Linked DNA regions of Homo sapiens: region 1 is linked to region 2. A link is a loop called in an ENCODE intact Hi-C map of the cell type or tissue named here. Cell type or tissue: heart left ventricle. All regions are shown on one strand. Links, peaks and the distances in the headings refer to the core of each region. The heading gives the core; the rest is flanking DNA. Region 1 overlaps ZBBX (zinc finger B-box domain containing). Region 2 has its middle 210 kb from the start of ZBBX.

What was found. Hi-C counts contacts between places; a loop is a spot of excess contacts. Peaks named below come from ENCODE experiments on the same cell type or tissue, not always from the same donor. Only the 100,000 strongest peaks of a DNase experiment are listed, where the experiment ranks them.
Region 1: a loop joins it to region 2, with 15 times the contacts of the local background. A loop is called at or near these places in 8 of 110 quality-filtered maps.

The regions. Positions count from the first base shown.
Region 1 is chr3:167,298,857-167,311,145 of GRCh38, reverse strand. ZBBX (zinc finger B-box domain containing) reads left to right here. Exons shown (of 22, transcript NM_001199201.2): 17 at 5,196-5,503. Among named protein-coding and RNA genes, the nearest start is that of ZBBX, 75 kb to the left of the region's middle. In heart left ventricle, for the core only: no CTCF peak of the experiment used is centred there; no DNase peak of the experiment used is centred there; H3K27ac peaks cover 1,869 bases.
Region 2 is chr3:167,161,321-167,173,609 of GRCh38, reverse strand. No RefSeq gene overlaps it. Among named protein-coding and RNA genes, the nearest start is that of ZBBX, 210 kb to the left of the region's middle. In heart left ventricle, for the core only: no CTCF peak of the experiment used is centred there; no DNase peak of the experiment used is centred there; H3K4me3 peaks cover 355 bases; H3K27ac peaks cover 2,079 bases.

The DNA of each region.
Region 1 (12,289 bases), core at 2,289-10,288, 140 kb before region 2:
TACTCAGGATTCTCTATTCTGTTTCATTTATCTATTTGTCTACATTTATTCCAATACCACACACTCTCTTGATTGTTATAGATTTATAGTAATCTTGATGTAAGGTAGTATCAAGTCTTCTGACTTTGCTCTTCTTCGATATTGTGTTCACTATCCTGGGTCATTTGTTTCTCTATAAAAAGGCGGGGATTTTGATTGGGATTGCAATGAATCTATAGATCAAGTTGGGAAAAAATATCTTAACAATATTAAATCTTCCCATCCATGAACATAGAATATTTCTCTATTTATTTAGAATTTTGATTTCTTTAATCAGAATTTGTAGAATTCCTCATATAGATCTTGTATATAATTTTTAGATTTCTATCTATGATATGGCTTGGCTCTGTGTTCCTAACCAAATCTCATCTCAAATTGTAATCCCCATGTGTCAAGGGAGGGACCTGGTGGGAGGTGATTGGATCATAGGAGTGGTTTCCTCCATGTTGTTCTCATGATAGTGAGTGAGTCCTCGTGAGCTCTGATGATTTAAAAGTGTGTGGCAGATCCCCAGCCCTCGCCAACATGTAATACATGCCTTGCTTCCCCTTCACCTTCTGCCATGATTATAAGACTCCTGAGACCTCCCAGCCATGTGGAACTGTGAGTCAATTAAGCCTCTTTCCTTAATAAAGTACCCAGTCTTAGGTAGTTCTTTATAGCAGTTTAAAAATGGACTAACAGAGAAAATTGGTACCAGAAAAGTGAAGTAGTGCTGTAAAGATACCTGAAAATGTGGAAGTGACTTTAGAACTCGGTAACAGGCAGAGGTTAGAACAGTTTGGAGGGCTCAGAAGAAGAAAAGAAGATGTGGGAAAGCTTAGGACTTCCTAGAGACTTGTTGAATGATTTTGACCAAAATGCTTATAGTGATAATGGACAATGAAGTCTAGGCTGAGATGGTTTCAGATGGAAATGAGGAACTTATTGGGAACTGAAGTAACGGTCACTTTTGCTATGCTTTAGCAAAGAGACTGGCAGCATTTTGGCCCCCTCCTCAAACTAGACATCTGTGGAATTTGAACTTCAGAGAGATGATTTACAGCATCTGGCAGAAGGAATTTCTAAGCAGCAAAACAAAGCATTCAAGATGTGACCTGGCTGTTTCAAAAAGCATATAGTCATATGCATTCACAAAGAAATGGTATGAAACTGGAAATTATGTTTAAAAGGGAAGCAGAGCATAAAAGTTTGGAAAATTTGCAGCCTGACCATGTGGTAGAAAAGAAACACCCATTCTTTGGGGAGAAATTCGAGCCACATGCTGCAGAAATTTGTATAAATAAAGAGGAACCAACTATTGATTGCCAAGACAATGGGGAAAATGTCTCTAGGGCATTCCTGAGATCCTCACAGCATCCCCTCCCATTACTGGCCTGTAGGCCTAGAAGGGAAAAATGGTTTCATGGGCCAGGCTCAGGGCCTCACTGCTCTGTTCACCCTCAAGACATGGTACTCTGTCCCAGTGGCTCCAAGTGCAGTCAGGGTTAAAAGGGGCCAAGATACAGCTTGGACCTTGGATTCAGAGGGTGCAAGCCCCAAGCCTTGGTGGCTTCCACATGGTGTTGGGCCTGTGAGTCACAGAAGATAAGACTTGAGGTTTGGAAACCTCTGTCTAGATATCAGAGGATGTACAGAAATGCCTAAATGTCCAGGTAGAAGTCTGTTGCAGAGGCAGAGCACTCATGGAGAACCTCTACTAGAGTGGTGCAAAGGGGAAATATGTGGTAGGAGCCCCCACACAGAGTAACCACTGGGGCACTGCCTAGTGCAGCTGTGAGAAGAGAGCCACCATCCTCCAGACCACAGAATGGTAGATCCACTGACAGCTTGCACCATGCAAGCCAGTGGTGTTAGACAGCAAGTTTTATTAAAGTAGCAGTGTACAGCAGTGGCAAAGGCAGTGTTCCTTTTGGAACAGATTTACCCCATAAGCACTGTACCCAGAGTAGCATCTCAGAGGTGGCTCTGCAGTAATATTTTTAGCCACTTTTAATTACATGCAAATTAAAAGATGAGTTACTCAGAAATTTCTGGAAAAGGGGTGGCAACTTCTGGGTCATCAGGTTGTTGCTGGGGAAACAGGTGATAACTTCCAGATGTTGCCATAGCAGTGGTAAACTGACATGTCACTGGTAGGCATGCCTTTTTTTAACTTTTAAGTTCAGGGACACACGTGTAGTTTTGTTACATAGGTAAACTTGTGTCATGGGGGTTTGTTGTACATATTATTTCATCATCCATTTATTAAGCCTTGCACCCATTAGTGATTTTTCCTGCTCCTCTCCCTCCTACCACCCTCACCCTTCAATAGGCCCCAGTGTGTGTTGTTCCCCTCTAAAGTGTCCATGTGTTCTCACCATTTAGCTTCCTCTTATAAATTATAAACTAGTGCTTAGTTTTCTGTTCTTTTGTTAGTTTGCTAAGGATAATGGCCTCCAGCTCCATCCATGTCCATGCAAAGTACATGATCTTGTTTTTCTTCATAGTATTCCATGGTGTATATGTACCACATTTTCTTTATCCAGTCTGTCATTAATGAGCATTTGGGTTGATTCCCTGTCTGTGCTATTATAAATAGTGCTGCATTGAGCATACATATACATGTATCTTTATAATAGAATGATTTATATTCCTTTGGGTATATACCCAGTAATGAGATTGCTGGGTTGAATGGTATTTCTGTCTTTATGTCTTTGAAAATCACCATGCTGTCTTCCATGATGGTTGAACTAATTTACATTCCTACCAACAGTGTATAAGTGTTCCTTTCTCTGCACAACCTCACCAGCATCTGTTATTTTTTTTACTTTTTAATAATATCCATTCTGACTGGTGTGAGATGGTATCTCATTGTGGTTTTGATTTGCATTTCTGTAATGATGAGTGATGTTGAGCTTCTTCTTATAGGATTGTGGTCACATGTATGTCCCTTTTAGGAAAGTGTCTGCTCATGTCTTTGCCCACTTTTTATTGAGATTGCTTTTTTCTTGCAAATTTCTTTAAGTTCCTTATAGAAGGTGGTTCTTAGAGCTCTGTTGAATTCATGGTTTGCAAAAGTTTTCCCCCATTCTGTAGTTTGTCCGTTTATTCTGTTGATAGTTTCTTTCACTGTACAGAAGCTCTTTAGTTTAATTGGATCCTATTTGTCAATTTTTGCTTTGCTGCTATTGCTTTTGGCATCTTTGTCATGAAATCTTTGCCTATACCCATGTCCTGAATGTTATTGCCTAGATTGTCTTCCAGGGTTTTCATAGTTTTGGGATTTACATTTAAGTATTTAATCTATCTTGAGTTAATTTTTGTATATGGTATAAGGAAGGGGTCCAGCTTCAATCTTCAGCATATGGCTAGCCAGTTATCCCACCATCATTTTTTGAATAGGGAATCCTTTCCCCATTGCTTGTTTTTGTCAGGTTTGTTGAAGGTCAGATAGCTGTAGGTGTGTGGTCTATTTTCTGGGTTTTCTATTCTGTTCCACTGGTCTATGTGTCTGTTTTTGTACCAGTACCATGCTATTTTGGTAACTCTTCAGTATAGTTTGAAGTTGGGTAGCATGATGCCTCCAGTTTTGCTCTTTTTGCTTAGGATTGCCTTAGCTATTGGAGCTCTTTTGGCTCTCAGCTTGACTGTCATTGGTGTATAAGAATGCTAGTGATTTTGCACATTGATTTTGTATTCTGAGACTTTGCCAAAGTTATCAGCTTAAGAAGCTTCTGGGCTTAAGCTATGGGGTTTTCTGGATTTAGCATCATGTAGTCTGCAAACAGAGATAGTTTGACTTCCTCTCCTACTATTTGGATGCCCTTTATTTCTTTCTCTTTCCTGGTTGCCCTTGCTAGGACTTCCAATATTATGTTGAATAGGAGTGGTGAGAGAGGGCATCCTCGTCTTGTGCCAGTTTTCAAGGGGAATACTTTTGCCCTTTCAGTATGATGTTGGCTCTGGGTTTGTTATATATGGTTCTTATTATTTTGAGATATATTCCTTCAATACCTAGTTTATTGAGAGATTTTAACATGAATGAATGTTGAATTTTGTCGAAAGCCTTTTCTGCACCTGTGTGGGTGTGTCTTATGGAGAGAGGTACTTTTGACTTCCTTGTTTCCACTAGTTCTAAATACTATCTGAAATTGGTGAGTTATATAAACATTTGATTGCAACAAGCAAGTCCTTTGTAAAGCTGTAAAGCATTTACATCACAGGAGACAGTTTTATTCAGAGTTTCTACTATTTTACATAGTCTACTTATAGAGATATTTGTCTTTGGAACAGAGTAAGGGATAACCAGAAGAAGCTATATTCAGTCTGGATAATGGTGTACATTTATTTAAAATGAAAGTAGTATGGTATAAACATTCAAAGAATTTTTATTTTTCAGAAAATCTAGACCAGTGTTTCACTACTGTGTTACCCACTATAATCACCTGGACAACTTAGCAAGGGGAAGTTCAAAAGACCAATGCCTGAGTTCCACTCTCAGGATCTGATTTAATTGGTTTGGGGTCAGGCCCATACACTGACAATTTTAAAGAGTGCCTTCAGATGATTCTACTGTGCAACCAGGTTAAAAACCGGTGATGTAAACCAAATGATTTATTTAAAGCAGACATAATGAGGTAGATGACTAATACAATCTTGTTCACTTTGTAGCTTTCTAGAAGCAGGTGTCCCTGCTACACATTTTCTGTGCCCCCAACTGCTGCTCTTCTTTCATCTGGCACATTTCCCTGTGCCCTCTCTTTATTGCTAGGCATGCTAGGGAAAAATGGCAAAATGAAAAAATGTTCCCCCTGTGTTACTTCTCATGAATTACTGTTGTAAAATTTGAGTGAGAGGAGGAGGTGGGAAAGTGAGAATTGAACCACAGGCTGAAATAAAAATTTGCATCAATTTTAAGATTTCATTGCAAAATAAAATATTACCTTCTTTTACTAGTCTAGCTCATTAATGTTTGGTTCTATAAGTGAATTATGATTACCACTTATGAATATAAGCATAGTAAAAATATTTTAACACTAAAACATCAGTAAAGGAATTTGTGAAATAGTGTTTATTGAGAAAGTTTTTTTACCACAGAACTTTTGGTTTATTAACAGTTTAATTATTTGTTTAAATTTATTTATGTACCTTTTGTAACTGTGTGTTTTTAACAGCAGAAACTTCAAACACAGATTTTGACAACATCGTGGATCCTGATGTGTATTCTTCTGACATTGAAAAAATTGAGGAAAGCACCTCCTTTGAAAGAAATTTAAAGGAGAAAAATATAGGTTTAGAAAGTAATCAAAAGTCTGATGATTCCTGTGTATCACTTGAAAGCAAGGACACTTTGCTAGGTAGAGATTTAGAAAAAGCTCCCATTGAGGAGAAATTATCTCAAGACATCAAAGAATCCTTGGAATTGAGCAATCTGTATAAGAGGCCAAGCTTTGAAGAATCAAAAACTACAAAGTCATCACTGGTAAATCTCTATTATGTTTATTATATTAAAATTTTATAAGAAACCTCATAAGAAAATGTCTTAGTGACACAATACATTCTCAAGTTACTTCCTATTAAAGTTAAAATGTGCTGCCTTATATTATTATGAGATAGTTGAAGAGTGACTCATACGGGAGAGAACATTAATGGCCTCTAGGACAAATTCTAATATGAGGAATGCCATTTTAATAAATGGCTTTCTGTGATAAATGATACTTTAAGGCCCACCTTATGCAGCATAGTAAGAGCATGGAAAAGTAACAACTTTTCCAAATGAAATTCATTATGAATAATACAGTATAATAAATACTTTCTAGTTTTTTCCGATAATATAGTCAATGGTCAAAATGAAATAAATGCAGATATCTAGACAGAACCAGTTACTGTGGTTTAATGTAAGTATAAGATGAAGAAGGTAATTCTTTCAGGAAGATGGCTAATAAGGAAATAGAGGTGTAGATTTTGTTTCTTCTCATAGGAAAGGTAAAGTAGCTCATTATTGCATTGTTACCATGTTTTAAAACTATATTTGAATTTCATTCTATATACTAGAAATCTTTACTAATTGTAATTATTAATAATACATTCTTAGGAAATTTAAGTGAGGCAAACATTTTTAACAATGCTTAAAAGTCATTTAAAATGAATTCCTATGGTTCCTGAAGAGGGAAGCAAAAAAGCAGAAGGATGAATACTTGAGTTGCTGCTACTTCTGCTTGGAGGATTGGCTTTCTGTGCCCACTTTGTGGCAGATATTGTACCTTTGTGAGATAAGAAATTGGAACTGAGTCCTCTGCAAAAACTTAGACCCCTAAATGTCTGATCAGTCATTAAAGGAGTGCACTAGGAACATACCCATAGGTGCAACAAGATGAAAGGAAACTGATCTCTGCAAGTGATCTGGGCTAGGCCAATAAAACGTTTCACCTGGAAAATAGATATCTTGGGCTTTCATTTAGCATAGGTTTGGATATACATACCCAAATATACATTTGCATATGTATTTCTTGCTTGGAAACTTGAAGCCAAGACATTAACATTATTGTTAATCCGTGCCTATTAATATCCTGATGTATCTGACAGAAGTAAGTACTAATACTTTATAAAAGGACATGCTTACACCTTATCCCACAATAGATTCCACAAAATAAAGCTCCACTTCAGATGGGCTTATCTTCTCGTTCCCCCAGTGAAGAAAACGATTGATCATAGCATGCATTTCAGCAGAGAAAACAAGAACTTCAATTTCCAGATTTCCACAGGGCAACATGAAGAGTACCAGGTGACATCTATATAAACAGTGAGCTGTGTAATAAGTGAGGAATCCTGACCTTAAGAAACCCGATCTTTTACACTGGGCAGTAAGCCTGCCAGACCTTTGTCCTAGAGGAAGACTATCTTCATTACACTAGACAGTAAACAAACCTGCTCTTTGCTCTAGAGAGAGAGACTCAATCTCTATCCTGTGAGACTATATTTAAAATGTTTAAAAATAGAAAGGAAGAAATAAAAAGAACTTAAGAATAAGACAGTATGGACTGCTCCATTTATGAAGGCCAATAAAAATTTCTAACATTCGAAATATATTTATTCAAATTATAATAAAATGGATATAAACAGCATATTAAATACAAATAAGGAGAGAAATATTACCCTGGAAGATAAGTTTAAAAAATTGCTTGTATTGCAGCAAAGACATATGAAGAGTTAGTAATATGACAGATTGTGAAATAACAAAGTACAATTCCTGAACAATATAAATAAAAACAAATTCGCATTATGACTTATTTTTGAGATACCTCATAGACAATCTTAAAAGCAATAAAAGACAACAGATAATTATCTCCAAAGAGCAATTACTAGATTGACATTAAATTCTCATGCACAGCAACAGATAGCCTCAACAGTGTAACACAGTGGAACATTATCTTTAAACTTCCAATAGAACTGACTAACAATCTAGAATTCTAAGGCTTGCAAAACTTTCATTCAAGACCAAGAATAAAATAATGGCAAGTTTAGAGAAAAATTCAGGTAATTTAGTTATTTCGCCTCTTGAATGAACATCTGAATGATATACTTAAAAAAGGAAGAAATTAAACCTGGAAGGAAGAAGTAGGATGCAAGAAATAATGGTGTGAGGGGAAAATGGCAAATATATTAGATGTATTACAAAATAATTATTAGAATGCCCAATTTGAGAATTATAAAAGAAGAAATTTGAATGAGGATAATATGTACCATAACTTGTAAGACTGTTAGATATGTATGATTAGAGTTAAAAGTACTAAGATTCTGTATTATAAAGGAAGGTAGAGATCATTGTAGGGATTGTTGACTTAGTGTTTTAGTTATACATGTTAAATACTTTGAGTAACAATTAAAATGTTACAGACATAATGTATGTCATCCAAAATACTAAAGGAAAAGGGGACCATAGAAAATCCAATTAATTAAAACAGTCAGGAAATAAATGCATCAAAGGAAAAATAGTATAGTTAAGTATTGGGTGTACAATTCCTCTTGGGTCTCTCATGTTTTTTTGCACATCTTTTGAGCAAAACCACTGACTCTATTTGTTCCAAAGTATATTTTCAAGGGTGCTTGTATAGATAACAGCCTTGAAATATAGAGATTATGTCCCTCTTCAGAGCAAAGACTAGGTTTGTTTACTGTCTGGTGTAATAAAAATAATGTTTTCCTCTGGCAAAGGTCAGGCAGGCTTACTGCCCAGTATAAAATAATTGGATTTCCTAAGATCAGGATTTCTCTCCTGTAACACAGCTCAGGGTATGTGCAGATGTCACGTGGCTCTCTTCATGATGTCCTGTGAAAACTGGGTTCTGGGAATTGGTGCAAATGATGATACTCTGGCAACTGCTATTGTTGTGAGTGATAAAGTCATTTGTCTCTGACCAAGGAGTCTTGTGTCTTCGTCCAGCATCCATGAAACTATAACAGGCTTGCACGTAGGATAAAATCTCAGACCCTTCACAATTCTTGACAGCAAGTAGAAAGAGTAAAGCTGACGGGAATAAACCCAATCATATAAGTAATTAGAATAAATGTGGATAGTGTGTGTGTGTGTATAGTTATTTTACCAGAAACCTGCTTAAAACATGGGGTGGGGGGAGGAATTTCAGAGTAAAGGCAAGCACTAATTTAAAAAAAAATTTAAGGTAATAAAACATTATCAGGGTAAAGGGGACCATTATGTACATGATAAAATCAACTATTTAATAGAAAGATTAAAGGAAATCTGAATTTGTATGTACCTATCAATATAGCCTCAGATATATTGTAGCAAAAATGGACAAAACCACATGGTATTATTGACAAATCCATCAATCCAATAAGATTTTCTATTAGTAAAGATAGAGAAGATTTGATCAATACAAATAAGTTTAAAGAACATATTTTGAACCACATACTCAATAATTAGAGAATGTGTGTTCTTTGTAAGAACACATGGAACATTTACAAAATACATGTTACAACACATTACAAAAATAAATCCACAAAGGAAGTTTCAACAAATGCTAAAGAAATCATATTACACACGGTGTTTTCCAACCATAATACAATAAATTATAAATCGATAGCAAAATGCTAACAAAATTAATACAATTCAAATATGTCTAGGTTTTTTTTTTTTTTTTTTTTTTTTTAACGGAGTCTTGCTCTGTTGCCCAGGCTGGGGTGCAGTGGTGCCATCGTGGCTCACAGCAAGCTCCGCCTCCCGGGTTCCCGCCATTCTCCTGCCTCAGCCTCCCGTGTAGCTGGGACTACAGGCGCCCACCAGTACGCCTGGCTAACGTTTTGTATTTTTAGTAGAGATGGGGTTTCATCGTGTTAGCCAGGATGGTCTCGATCTCCTGACCTCGCGATCCAACCGCCTTGGCCTCCCAAAGTGCTGGGATCACAGGCATGAGCCACTGCGCCCGTCCAAATATGTCCAGGTTAATGAAAAAATTAAAATAGAAGGTAGAAATATTTAGAACTGAATGTAAGCAAAAACATCACAGGTAAATAATGTATAGGATGAAACTCAAATACTACTTACTGGGAAATTTATAATCCCAAATGCAAGAAAAAAGTAAAAATTAATGAACTATGAATCTGACTCAAAAGTAATAAAGCAGTAATAAACTCAAAGGAATTCACTGGGAAAACTCTTTCCTGCCGTTCTCTTCAATTCAGTAGGAGAGGATAAGGAAACATGTATTGCCCTCAGGCCCTGCCTATTTATCCAATCCACTTTCTCAGGGAATCTTTCATTTAGTTAGATAGTCTGATGATTTGCATCCCATTGAATTCCTGGTCTACTCTCAACTGATCAGAGTCTGTCAGGATAGCTGTGACTTACATAGCACCAATAATTTACAGCAGGGTTCCTTTCCTTCTTTTATATGTTAATGCATACTACTCTATTCAATTAATGTAACAGGTGTGTCACTAAGTTTAGATGTTTCTTAAAAGGAAGGTGTGTGACATGAACATATAGAGGGGAACAGCATACACTGGGGCTTATCAGAGGGTGATGAGTGGGAGGAGAGAGAGAATTAGAAAAAATAACTAGTAGGTACTAGGCTTAATGCCTAGGTGATGAAATAATCTGTACAACAAATCTCCATGACACAAATTTACCTATGTAACAGACCTGCACAAGTACTCCTGAACTTAAAAGTTAAAAAAAAAAAAAAAAAAGGCCAGGCACAGTGGCTCACGCCTGTAATCCCAGCACTTTGGGAGGCTGAGGTGGGTGGATCACAAGGTCAGGAGTTCAAGACCAGCCTGGCCAACATGGTGAAACCCTGTCTCTATTAAAAATACAAAAATTAGCTGGGCGTGGTGGCAGGTGCCTGTAATCCCAACTACCCAACTACTCAGGAGGCTGAGGCAGGAGAATCGATTGAACCCGGGAGGCGGAGGTTATAGTGAGCTGAGGTCGCGCCATTGCACTCCAGCCTGGGTGACAGGGTGAGACTCTTATCTCGTAAAAAAAAAAAAAAAGGGTTGGTGGGGGAGATGGGAATGTGTGTGTGGCTGGTATACATTCTTGTTTTATTCAATTTAAGACTATCCATTGCTCAGTATAAAATATTGCTCAGTGTAAAATATGTTCTGACAGAGCTAGTTCAGGAAACAATCTGAATGAGTGTTTAAGTGCATAGGATCCATAAAGTTCTCAGCAGCTCAAAGCTGCTGACATAATCAAAAACCAGTGACTGTTGTAAAATGGCTTACATGGTTATTGTTTTTTTTCAATTAGGTGAGACTAAAGGTAGTCCTGGACAGTAATAAAATAGTGTTAGGTAAAGCTTGCCTTTTCCTCATGGGGGATATTGGATTGAGAGATTTGAAGTTTTTTCAGGAATAATCTGTCATAGGATTTTAAAAGAATTCTCAACAAACTAATGGGTTTCTGACTCCAGGATTGCCCCTTTTATAAATAAAATAATGTTTTAATCCATTCCTAGGTAATTATATCTGAGGAATAAAAAAGTGTAAATAGTTTCACAGAAATTTTCCACCACTGGTAAGACAGGACTTAAGCTGAGTGCCAAAGGTTCTCCCTGAGCATCTTATTATAGGAGATGGCCAATCTCTATAAATAATTAAGTTGTTGGATCACAAGAGAATTTGAAGAGTTGCAAAACAAAAGGTGAAAAGCAGGTGGAGGGGAGCTGTAAAATAGAGCTTTCTAAAGTGGCCATCATAATTGGTACTTCACAGTTTGCAGACTGAGTTCCTGCTTCTGAATAAAGTGGTTGAATCTACTTTCTTTTCATTCCTAAGAACTATACCTGAACCTATTTCCCTCTTTTTCTGTCCTAGTAGAAGCCATTCCATCAGAAGAAATGACTTAGAAATCTATGGTGCTCCATCCAAATTGAGTATAAAATTGTTCATTTTGTACTTCAGTTTTCAGAAAATGATTTCTGTGTAAGGTAGTACTTCCTACGGAATTAAGTACTAATTTGTAGGGCAGTAGTTAGGAAAACAATGGACTAGTTAGGGGTCCTTTGTTCTGGCTCTAAAACTATCAATAGTTAACTTTGTAAGTTTGTGCTAAAAGTAGACAAAACATAACTATTTTAGGATTTTTATCTGTAAACCAAGACATTCAAAACTCTTCCAGATTTGCGATTGCATAATTCAAATATAAGCTTCAGTAGAGTGGAAAGAATTCTGTAATTGTTTATTGGTGTCTGGGAGGGCCAGGGGATATGTGCTGAGAATTTTGATTTCGATTTGTCTTTGAATGACATGCTTTATTGGTCACTAGCTTTGTTCTTTAATATGATCTCATTTATATAATTTATAAATTTATAAAAAATTAAAGCAAGTTGCTTTACATTGATTTATGGGAACAGACTATATTTGGGCATTAGTTAGATTCATTACGGAATTATTAAAAACTGATAGCTACTCTGATTATACTATAACCTCATCTAGAGCTCTTACTAATGAATTCCTAATCTGTTTCTACTGGATTCACATTTTTTAAAATCCCAGTTATATTCAATCCTAGAATAAGAACATGTAAAAATGAATTAATAGGGTGGCAGGATAAGTCTAGGTTTCAAATCAGGCAGACCTATATTCAAAGCCTAGGTCTGCTAGTTTCTAGCTATATAAACGTCATAAATTACTTATCTTCCTCTTGCCACAGTTTCCTACTTTATATTTGCTTCATGATGAGTGTTTTGTTAACTTACATTTTTTTTTCCATGACCATTGTCAGGGCAGATAGTTCCCATTG
Region 2 (12,289 bases), core at 2,393-10,392:
AGTTTTCAAGAAAAATTATGCAGATTTGTGAGTTACTTCTCTTAAAGTGACTGTATTTCAATAGAAAAGTCAGCTTAATATGCCTTACTTCACTCTTAATACTTTTTATAGGTTGTCTAATATTAGAGTTGTGTAAACCTTAAAGTATTTTGGTTTATTTCAAAATATGAATATTCAATGAAACAGCAAATAAATTGATGCCTCTTTGTTTTTCCTATCCCTGTAATTATAGAGAATAACACTCTTGTTAGTTCACCCAGCTAAGCTATTAAGAGAATTTGTCTAAATAAGCTAATCTCCATGGCTTTCATTATATAGATCATAAAATTATTGATAGCACTCTCCAGATTGTAGGATGTACTTTTAGGGAACAATACATTGCATGAAAAACCATAGCTCTATAATGTTTCTGAAAAAATAAAGACAAATATACTTTATATAAAAACTATATATTTTGTATTTGATCAATTTTTTGTAGTTATTTAATGGTGTTTTGGGGGGACTATTTTGTCAGGAGAAAGGGGCTATTATATCTAGGATAGGCATGTTTCAAATGTTTACATAAAGCCAGAAGAAAATACATTGAATAAAAATCAAAAGTAAAAAAAGAAGGTAGAGGTGTGTTCCATAATCAGGATTAAAATATAGTCTGTTGTTACAGTAAGGAAAACCTGCATAGCTTATCAAAACATAAGTCCTGAGAAGAGTTAGGTTTGACTAAGTCAGTAGAAAAGAACTCTTTGCAGGTGTATGTATGCTGGGCTAATATTTTGCCCTGCTCTGCTGCTTTTCCAGCTAATGAATGCATGTTATACACAAACCTCCTTTATTTTTACCCTCCTCTTCCAACTTGCAAACATAATAGATATGTTGCCTGATATGTGCAGCAAGTCAATACACTGAGACACCAAGTTGCAGCAGAAAAAGAAGTTTAATCATAGAGCCGCTGAACAAAGAGACAAGAGGAAATCTCAACTCCATCTCCCTGAAGAGTATGGGGCTAGTGTTTTTAAGGGTTTTGGAATGGGTCAAAGTATAAAGTTATTGATTGGCCAAAGAGTACAGGGTGAAGTCATGAGACAGGGAAATAAACTGTATTCTCATGCTGATTTGGTTCTTCTGGTGTCACTATTTTGCTGAAATTTGGGATCTGAAAAACATCTTAAGTAATTCTTAAACAAAAGCCTTAATATTCTAATGTTAGATAATATATCTGTAGGAACAATGAGGATGCAAATCAATTCTTAAACAAAATTCTTATGACCCTAACCTCAGAAATTCTATCTATAGAAACAATGGGAATGTAAATGATCAGCATCTGGTTCTATGTGAGTTTCAGCAACAAGGAAGTGGGTTAAAATGCAGGCTGATGATGGTTAAGTATAACTATATTTCTGTCCAGAATTTTTGTTAACCCAGTGAGGATGACTTCAAACTGAGCTATTGACTACTGGGAAATGGGTGATATAAGAAAAAGTGATGAGTGTTGAACATCAAGTCTATTTTACTACATTTAGTGTACTATGAGGACACTTTCCTCTATGAGTCTAAGAAATTTTGAATTTCATGTAAAATAGAGAAATATGTGCATAACAAAATCTCTACATATGTATTTAATTCTTTGCCCTTTCTTGTCAAGAATTTGGCTGGACTTTGTCTCTGGTTTCTGAGAAGTAACCTCCAAACCCTTGTAATAAAAAATTTTGCTGGATTTTGTTCCCAGTTGAGCAGTAATTTCTAGATTCTTAGAATTTTCTTAGTGATAGGAATGTCTTTGTTATTCCTGGTGTGCTTTCTGAACAACCCCTAATAGTTTAGGCAATTAGATAACTCAGGGTGGACTCCTAGATAGTTTATGTGATTGAGAAGAAGTCGGATAAGAACTGTCCATACTAGAAAGCCCAACCACGTGATTAGAGAGTTGAGACTTTGAGCCACATGCTACCAGCCTAACATCTGGGGAGAGTTAGGGTGGTAGGAGGTTGAGTTCAACCAGGTGGCCAATGATTCAATCAATTATGCTTATGTAATAAAATCCCAATAAAAATCTGAACACCAAGCTCAGGTGAACTTCCTTGGATGGCAATACTCTGCATATTGTCACACTTCATGTGCCAAATGGTTAATGCATCTCTGGAGACAATAAAAGCTTTGTGTTTAAAACCGTCTAAGACCTCACTCTATGCATGTCTCCCTGTACTTTGTTCTGATTTCTATCCTTTTGCAATAGTATAACCTTAATAGTTAAGTATTATGTTTTATTGAGTTCTCTGTGTTGTTCTAGTGAATTATTGAAACTAAGGGGGTAGTGGGAACCCCTGAATTTGTAGCTGACAGATTACAAGTGAAAATGGCTTGGGGACCCCAAAACTTGCATCTGGTGTCTGAAATAAGGGCAACGTGGAAGATTGTTCTCTTAACCTGTAGAATTTGACCTGTTTCTGGGTGGTTGGTGTCAGAAATTATTGCACGCCATGAACCCAATCTTCACTTCATAATGAAAACTCAAGAATAAAGATATATTCAACAATATAGCATTTTGGATAAAGGCTGTAAAAATGAATAAAATCCATTTAATTTAAAAATATAATTAAAATTATAATATGAAGCATACTTTGTTAGCAGGCTTTAAATTAGGTATAGAAGAAATGGTTTTCATCACGACATATTCTCCTCCATATATCACTCAGACACTTCATTTAAGTCAAACTAATTGTCATAGGCTAGCTGTTGATTACTGTTAATGTCTGAGGGACAGATGTGGTTTTTTTTATTAAATCAGAAAGCTGGTCACTTCATAAAGAATGTGTTAGAAAGTGCATGTTAATTTACAGGTGATAGATAATGCATACGTCAATAGAAAGAATGAAAATAAATAAACACAACATTTTAGATTTAAGTAGTGGTAATAGTGCAGCACAAATCTAATGATTACATTTAAAATTAATAAGCAAATAATGAAGAAATGATTAGATAGTCTTGGGGGTTTGGTAAACTGAAGGATAGTGAGTCAATGTAATGGCCAGTACTTATTGCTTAGTAAATAAACTAGATGTTGAGGTGTAATAAATAGGTGCCTCCATTTGCCTTTTTATTGTTATTAAGGCTGAAGCCTTGTGAAACATCCCTGCAGGTTTAATAATAGTGAGTAATGTAGAACTCAGTGGGCTGGTCACTAGCACATGCAAGATGGACAAATTCTAAGAAGACCTTTATAAATTACTCTGGTATAATCACTACCTGGCTCCTAAATCCATCTTCTCAGTGGATATGAATTGAAAATAATGAAGTGCTCCATATAGTGAGGCGACTTAGTAGATAATGATGACAGAAAGGAGTTGACTGAGCACATAGAGAAACAACAGAATCTGAGAATATGGTACTGAATGTTAAAGATTATAATTTAAAATAATAGCAAGATGAATTTGTTCCAGCAATCTGCCGTACAGCATTGTAACAATAGTTAGCAATACTGCATTATACATTTACCATTTTTTAGGGTAAGTGTTCTTACAAAACACATAGAAATTTTTTTTTCCTATGAGGACATATTTTATATCTCAGGTTGTAATAACAGTACATTTAGATTGGCATATCAAAAAACTTACATGGAAAGTCCTCAGCAATTTTCTTTTTCCAAGTGACATTTGCAACCATATGAAATGACTGATGTTTTCTCTACCTTGAATAAAACACCACTGGTATTACAGGTGGCTTAGTAAATAGGTATAATATTTTGATTCCATGACTGTACACAACCTGTACACAACCTGCTTTTATTTTTTTTTTAAACCAGCTAGATAACCTGACTTTAAGTTTTGGACTTTAATTTTTGTTTTTAATTTGGTTGTACTCTACTTCTCTAACGGTGCTTGATTGTTGCTTCTTGTGTGGATTAGGCTCATTTGTGGAGATACTCTTAGAGTTGGAATGGCTTTTAGAGGTTATTAGTTCATATGGTGTCGCCGTGTGGCCATTTTCTCTCTCCACCGCGACTGACAAGTAGACACGTGGAAGTTATGCTTGATGACACCTAACCAGTGATGCAGGATAAATGATCTTTCCCACCCTTCATCTCAGCCTTTGGTATTTCCATGAAAGCATATGATTCTCGAGGTCATTTTGCAATTATGAGAGGAAAATATAAGATAATCATAGAGAGCTGGCTGAGTTACCCTGAAAGTGCTTACCACGGGCTATCTTGTTATATTAGACGTTTTTTTTTAAGCAAGCAGTCTGCTGCTTTCAAGCTAACATCTTCCTAAATGACATATTCTTTTCTGGTTCATTGTGAATATCCTCAGTGTTTAAAGTGCTTAATATCACATGGATTCTATACCCTGATTATACTCCAGAGCCACAGTCGTTATTAATTTCTCTCATGAAATATGATACCCTAAATTGAAGATTATATCCTGTTCAGGACTCTGATCAACACTGCTTGAGAAGACCTTTCTATTTTTGACAGTGCTTTTAAAAATTACATTAGTATTCTAACAGATTCGTCAAGCTGTTTGCTGTGATGTGGTTATGAAGCTAAAGATAAACAAACATAAACAGTAACACATCAGGTCACCATTATGCAATCCACTATGAGATCAATATTTGCCATTCTATATGTTGTTTAAAATAAGTGTATAGCATGTGAATGCATTCTCTCTGAAAAAAAGCTAAACAATACATTGGTAAAGTGAGTAAAAAGAAAGAGTTATTTCATCCCATCACTCAAACACACATCCTTCTCAAGGAGTAACAATTTACAGAAAGTTCTTCTAGACTTTTTTCAATGCATTTGTTTTTATTATGTGTTGTTTCGCACACTGTATGTATTTTTGGAAATTTGCTATTTCTCACTTACAACATATATTGACAGACTTTCAATGTCATTGACTGATGTAGACCCATAGACTTTCAATATCGCTGATAGATGTAGACATATTTTTTATTGTTGCATAGTACCACCTCATTGATGGATATTTCAATGTTATCTTGTTTGTCCTATTACAATGAAACACTGATCAATGCTATTCATTTTCTTCATGTATGTGGGTTAATATTGTTTATAATAGATACAAGGAATACAAGAAGAAAAATAATAGGATCAAAGAACATGTGCTTTTAAATTTGCATATTGTATCAGCCATCGCTCAATCAGGAAAACAAAGCCACCACGAGAATTATGGAAAAAAGGAGTTTAATATAGCCTATTTGAATGATTCTATAGACAATCAGCATTTGTTTTCCAGGAAGATGAATTTTGTTAGCAGAGTATAAGGTTGATTTTATGGAGACTATATTTTTGAAATAATTTAAGGTGTTTGAAAAACACACCTAAGCGTTATTTGTTAAAAATGGTAGAATCATTAAGGTTAATCAGATATATCACAGTGACTAGTAGTACTCAGTGAATTCTCATAATTTTATGTTACCTCAGTATCCACTTTGAATAAGAGTTTACCTTTCTCATACCAGATTTAGGGCTCAGTCACCCTTGACACAGCTTCTAGTTCTATACCACATGCAAATGGCTAATGCAAGTGGTCAGAGGTAAAACCTCAGAGGCATCTCTCCTGCCTGGCAGACTAGGCTTCTGGCCTTCTCACTGCTTCCTTTAAATGGACAATTCAGGAATTTGCCTGTGAACTAGAAGTGACCCACACCATATTTCCTTATATGTACTGCTAGTTGCCACGTGCTCGTCTCTCTTTCTCTGCCTAACTATTCATTCTGACCTCATGCGACCCAGAGATAAAGAACTGCGCTCATTTCACTCTTCTGGCCCAGATCTATAGGTAAAAATCTTTGAACTTGTTTACTATTGTGGTACTATATGGCATTTGTGCCTTCCATCTCAGGGACTAGGGGCTGTCCCAGGGCAAGATTTTCACCCAGGATGCCAGAGAGAATAGCAGGTTGGGCTTGCAATGCCAGAGAAATGGTCAGGCATGTGTAAACTGGACATGGGTCAGATAGGAGCTACAAGGGCATCTGACAGTATAAACAAGTTTTCTGTATGAGGGGCTCTGGATCACAGGCCAGACAACTAATTGGGCATTAGGCTATCTGCCAGGTAAATGGAGTATCTATCCAGTGAAAAGCACACCAAAAACACCCGTGTCTAGCTCCCCTTCATTTTTGGATTGCTAGCTGCTCTGATACTAGAACCCCAAATTATCTATGGTCTCTCAAAAAATAGCGGCTAGAACATTGATTTTGAATAATGGATTAGGTAAAAATATATCAGGAGGATAGATCATGAACAAAGGCACAGAGCTTGGAATTCATGTGCATAACCAGGAAGTAAAAAGTATTTTAGTTTGGATGGAGCACTGGCCATATCGAAGGAAATAATGTAATATAAAACTGAAAATGAGATCCTATCATAAGGAATGAGGTAGAAAGCTTGTTTCATTCTTAGGCATTAATAATAGAACTGGGGAAAGGATAGTCGCAATGAAAATGAAATGGCTCTAGCTAATTTAAGATTGCAAAGATACAATCTACAAAGTTCAACATGTGAAAGGAGTTAGAGAGTGAAGGAGGAGTCACAAGTGCTGCTCCTGATGTAAATTTGCCATAGCCGATAGTGAGTTAGCCCCTAAGTGAACATCTTAAAACCTTATAAACCACCGCCTTCTGTTTGTAAGTCTGCAGGCACTATTAAAATAGTTGAGGGGAAACCAAATGAGAAATAAGGGTTAAGAACTTTATCTGTTGTCCAGACATCTGTACCCTCAGCAAGCTGTCAAAAGAAATGCTGCCTTGGAAGCCAAAGTCACCCAGGGGGCTAATCAGCTTAAACACATGACAAAAGTCAGACAATTCCAAAGTGCTAACAATGTTAACTAACAGTGCTGCCTGCCAAGGAGCTGCGTATCACTGCCAAAATAAAAAGAATGGTTCCCTCTGCTGAGCTTTTGCTTTATTTATTTATTTATTTGCCTTTTTAAACTACACTTGGAGAAGATAGTATTAGAGAGGAACTTAAGAACACTCCATCTGGTGAGAGAGCTGAGTTCACAAAGTTTGGCTAGTTTGGATGCCAAGGAAAGATAGTTCAAAAGCAAATCTATGAGTGTTTGGGAAAATGAAGCTCCTTCAAAAATCTTTTCACAACCCCAGGTCACTTTTTTTGTTTGCCTTCCTTGCCAGTTCTGGCACTGTGAGGAATTAATGACTGTTCAAAATTCTTTAAGGATCACTCTTTTCTTTCTGACTTGATTTCTCTGATGTTCATATTAAAAGCTCCTAAAGGTCTTGTGTGGCTTCACTTTACTGCCTCATTTTTCTCCATCAGGTTTTAATGTGAAACTGGTAAAAAGCAAAGATGAATTAAAATGTGCATGAGTCATTACTGTGGAGCTATTATTATTCCTCTGTCTTCTTGTCACTCTGTTCATTGGTGTCACTGGTTACATTTTACTTCATTTCCTATACTTCTCAGTTGACAGGAATAATGAAGCCAGGACATTGTAATCTTGATTTTTCTGAATATGACATTTTGTGTTAGTAACTTTATTAGTTACTCTTTTTGCAGCACTTCATATTTGAGGTATCTGTGTGGCTCATCTTGTATCTTTATTCTTGTGTAAACTTTCAATTTGTCCTGTTAATAATTAAAAATGTGGGTTTGTGAGATCTTCCTGCCCTTTTTATTTAAAATTACTTTGAGCTTAGTCTCTGTTCATTTTTGCATAGATTTGTAGATTAAATTTCCAATTTGCAGTTCAAATTTATATCGGTTTCTCAGTTTGCTAATAGGATATAGTCAGTAGTGGTATTATGGTGTGCATTTTAGCCTTATTAGCACCATTCGCTCACCTTTTCTCCTCTATGTCTTCAAGTATTTATGTAACACCTACTATGTGCCACTGTTCAAGGCACTACAGATTTAACAGCAAACAAAATACACAAAATCTTTTCTCTCACAGATCTTAGTTATTGTGGAGAGAGATAGATAATAAGTGAAATCCAATAAAGGGTACGGTGAGTGCCAAGAAAAGTCATAGGTGGGTTATAATTTAAACAGAGGGTCAGAGAAGGTCTCATTGAGAAAGTCATATTTGAGCAAAAGCCTCAAAAAGTTGAAATATCAAATCAGGTGATCACAAGGAGGGAACAGTAAATTCAACCTGAGGAAGGACAATGTTCTCTGGACAACAAAGAGGCCAGTATTTCTCTGTGGAGTGAAGGAGAGGGGAGGTAGAAGATGAGATTAGAGTGTAGGAGGTGGGCAGCAGCCTGCACAAAGCTTTGTATGACATTGTAAGGACTTTGACTTTTACTCTGAAGAAGAAGTGAGAGTATTTGAACCAAAGGACTGACATGATCAGGCTTATGTGTGAAGGCATAATTCTGGCTTCTGGTTGCCAATAACTATAGATGTGCAACAGAGAAGGCAGGAGGCCAATTAGGAGATCTCTAATCTCTTTCTAACATGAGATCTCTGAGTTCACAAAATTAGTCTGGCTCTAATATTTTTGGAAATGTCATGACATTTAAGTGTATATTTTATTTGAAAAGGGGTAGTGCACAGCAACTTAGTACTGGGGACTGGAATCTGAGAGCCAGTGATTGGATCGTAATTTTGTCCATGAGCTGTATTTTTTTGTTTTGGGCAAGTTATCTAACTTCCCTCAGCTTGGATTCCTCTGTCTGAAAAACTGGGCTAGTAAGGTTGCCTATCGTAAGAATACATTATGAAGATTAAATTAGATAATACATGTAAAGTCCTTTGTATGGTTCCTGGCAAACAATAAACACTCATTACATATTAGCCATTATTATTGCTTGTTGCTTTTATTATTACATTTTTATATCATTTATGAAAGAATGTTACATTGGAATTGTGAACATAAAATTACACTTTTGCTAAAATGCTTAACATTGAAAAGGAAGTCATGGGTTCAAAATTTAGCCAGTTAGGTAAGTAGCATTTTTACCTTAAAGGATATTGAAGGACACAAATGATTTCTTTAGCTGGAAGTTTTAAGGGCAGGATAAACTCTTACCTGCCAGCTGGTGGCCATTGAATATTCTTACTGCTCTGATTCTGCTTGAAAACAGATTAACATACCAGATTAGCCCTACGAGGCAAATTTACTTTCTCACTGAGGGTGAATAATAACCCTCAAGTGCCACAATAGGTCAGTTTTACTCATTTAGCCCTCTGCCTAGCCACAACAGGAATACCTGAGAAAAAAAAATATGGTTAGGAAGGAAATGTGTTTGTATTGATTAACACAGCTGTCTTAGTCCATTTGGGCTGCTATAACAAAATACCAAAAACTGGGTAGCTTATAAATAACAGAAATTTATTTCTCACAGGTCTGGAGGACAGGAACTCCAAGATCAAGGCTCTGGCAGATTCTACTTTCTGCCATGTGAGGACGAAGAATTTCAAAGCAGCATCCTGGAAGCAGAGAACAGTCCTCGGCAGTTGCCAGCACCTTGATCTTGGACTTCTTAGCCTTCAGAACTATGAGAAATAAATTCCTGCTCTTTATAAATTACATAGTTTGTGGTATGTGAAGTTACAGTAGCACAGACAGACTAAGACATGGGCTTGCTTAGGATAGTGGCTTGAGAGAAAGATCAGGGATGAAAATTTTAATCTTGGAATATTCTGGAGAATCATAATTTTATATACTTTACTACATTGTTTTAGAATATGTAGCTTAAGTTTAAGCGTGAAAAATCTATTTAGGTTAGGTAGAATTGCTGATTCAATGCAGAGGTTGGATCAGAAAGAAGGAACATGCATGGGTGGAGGTGGGTCTGCATGTTGCAGTGGTGACCATACAGAATGGGATTAAGAACATTGATTTTACTGTCAAACACCGTCGGCTCAGGGTGCTGCTCAGCCTTTACCAGCAGTCTGACCTTGAGCAATTTTCTTCATTTTTCTAAGCCAGAGATAAAGGGGAGTAAACAATGTTACTTCATATATTTAGTAGGGATTAAATGAAATAACACATTTTATAGTCTTAGAACAATGCCTAGCACATGGTAGGTGCTGAATAAATGTCAGGTTGTGGTGCCATTATCATTATTACTATCAGCAAGTAAAAATTTTTAAATCCTACAGGAGCAATACAATTTTATTGGGGGGTTCATCTGACAGGAAAAGAAATCTGAACACTTTATATGAAATCCACTAAATACTGGGGCACTTCAATAGGAAATTTCAGTGAACAAAACTTATTTTGATCTTTCCTAGTTTCTCAAGTAGCTTTTACTTTCCCCATGGATTGATCTAACAACACAGGTTGTTATTTTCAAATTTAGTTAAAGGTGCATTCTGATGTTTGAACTTGATATGTAATTTCCAAAATATCCAAGTTATAGTATTCCATATATTGTATTGATTAAACAGCATTTTATGAATTATGTTTTTTTTTCTGGGAATACAAAGAGGAGTTAGGTCCTCTGATTACAAGGGGTTTAGTATCCAGATGAAAAGAAGATATAAACAAAGATCTATCTCAGTAATATTAGGTGTTAAGAGGTATATAAGGTTAAGAGATATAAGGTGGAAGCCCATAGGCCATGGACTTCCGGACTATGGAGAGGATACACCAACTAACTTTTCTTGGGCAAATCAGAAAAAGAATTACAAAACAATTACTTTGTACTGTAAATTTGCATTTCATTATTTAGGCAAGCACAGCCAAGAGAGGAATTTTCTGAAAGATAACAAAAATGCTATATGTCTTTTAAAAACTATTTAAAATAACCATAGTGGCAGTATAGTGGGGAGAGAGGAATTCTAACAAACACATTATTAGAGAAAAGTAAAGAAGAAAATGATGCTAGTTTTAAGCTCACATCCTGAATATGCATTTTGCTATGACTTAATTTATTACCTTGGAATAAATTACCTCATCTCTATGAATTTAGTCTCTTAGCTGTATTTTGGAATAGTTTCCTGCCTAATTTAATGATCCTTGCTGTAAGGTTCAAATTGAATACATGTTATATTAGTCATGATGACAACATAGCTCTAACATCTCTGTGCTATGTATCCAGCACAGGTGAGTGGAGGCTCTGCTCCACATGGTCATTCAGGAGTCAAACTGACAGTGATTATTTCATCTTTTAGACAAACTTTTTGGTGGATGTTGCAGGCAGCTTCTAAGGTAGTCCACTAGAAAATTCATTGCCTGGTACTCATGGCCTTAGCAATTCCCTTCCCTCAATTAACTTGCCTCTAACCTACAGACTACAACATTGAAGGCCATGTTTGTTCTTGGGTTGCAAAATGCTGTGGCTTCAGTCTTATTGGCCAACTTCCTCCCTTATTGGTTTTGATGAAGGAAGCCGTTATGTTGAAAGTTTGATGCAACAAGAAACTGAGGGTGGCCTCTAGCTAATGGCCAACAAGGATCTGAGACTCTCTGTGCAATAACCCTGAAGAAACTGAACCTAGCCAACAACAATGTAAGTGTACAAGAAGTAAATCCACTACCAGTTGAACTTTTAGATGAGATGCCAGCCCCATCTGACACCTTTATTGCAGCCTTTTGAAAGACTCTGAAGTAGAGGACCCAGTTTCAGGGCGATTAATCACCTACAGAAACTGAGAGATAATGTGTGTTATTTTAAGTTGCTAAATTTTGGGGTAATTTTTAATGTAACAATAGGTAACCAGTATAGAAAGGGAAAACATTCCTGAAACATGAAGTTCCAGATCTTAAATGCTTCCATCTAGAAATGTCAAAGGCTATGTCTACCGAAAGCCCTTTTTGCAGAACTCATCTCAAAGGCCCATCTAAATGCAAGAAGACTAGGACATGCAGGAAAACCTGTAAACTGTCTGGTGTGCAATGCTTTCTCTGCCACAGATGCATAAAAAAAGCACCATACACACTGAATTTTTAATGCATATATTCTTGGCCTAATACTAACCCCACATGTAACCATCCAGGTAACAACTTGTTACAATCACTGGCCAATGATTTTTTTATCTAATCTATTTTCAGCAACATCATAAAGTTAATCCAGTCTAATGAATGTCATTATCTGCATATGATATTTAAAATATTTTCATATTAACACACTACCATCTAAATTTTATTCTCCGATAAAACTACTTTATTTATGCAGTATTTATGGAGTATTATTTTTACCGATTTTATCAATGTTGAACAAACCTGGAGGGGTTCAAGATCCTGCTCAGGTCACAGAGCAAGGTAGTGGCAAAATTGGGTCTTAAGTTTAAGCGATCTTTCTCAAAATCCTGTGCTTTTTGATTTGTGAAGAATATATTTTGCTGGTCACTCTTTTTTAG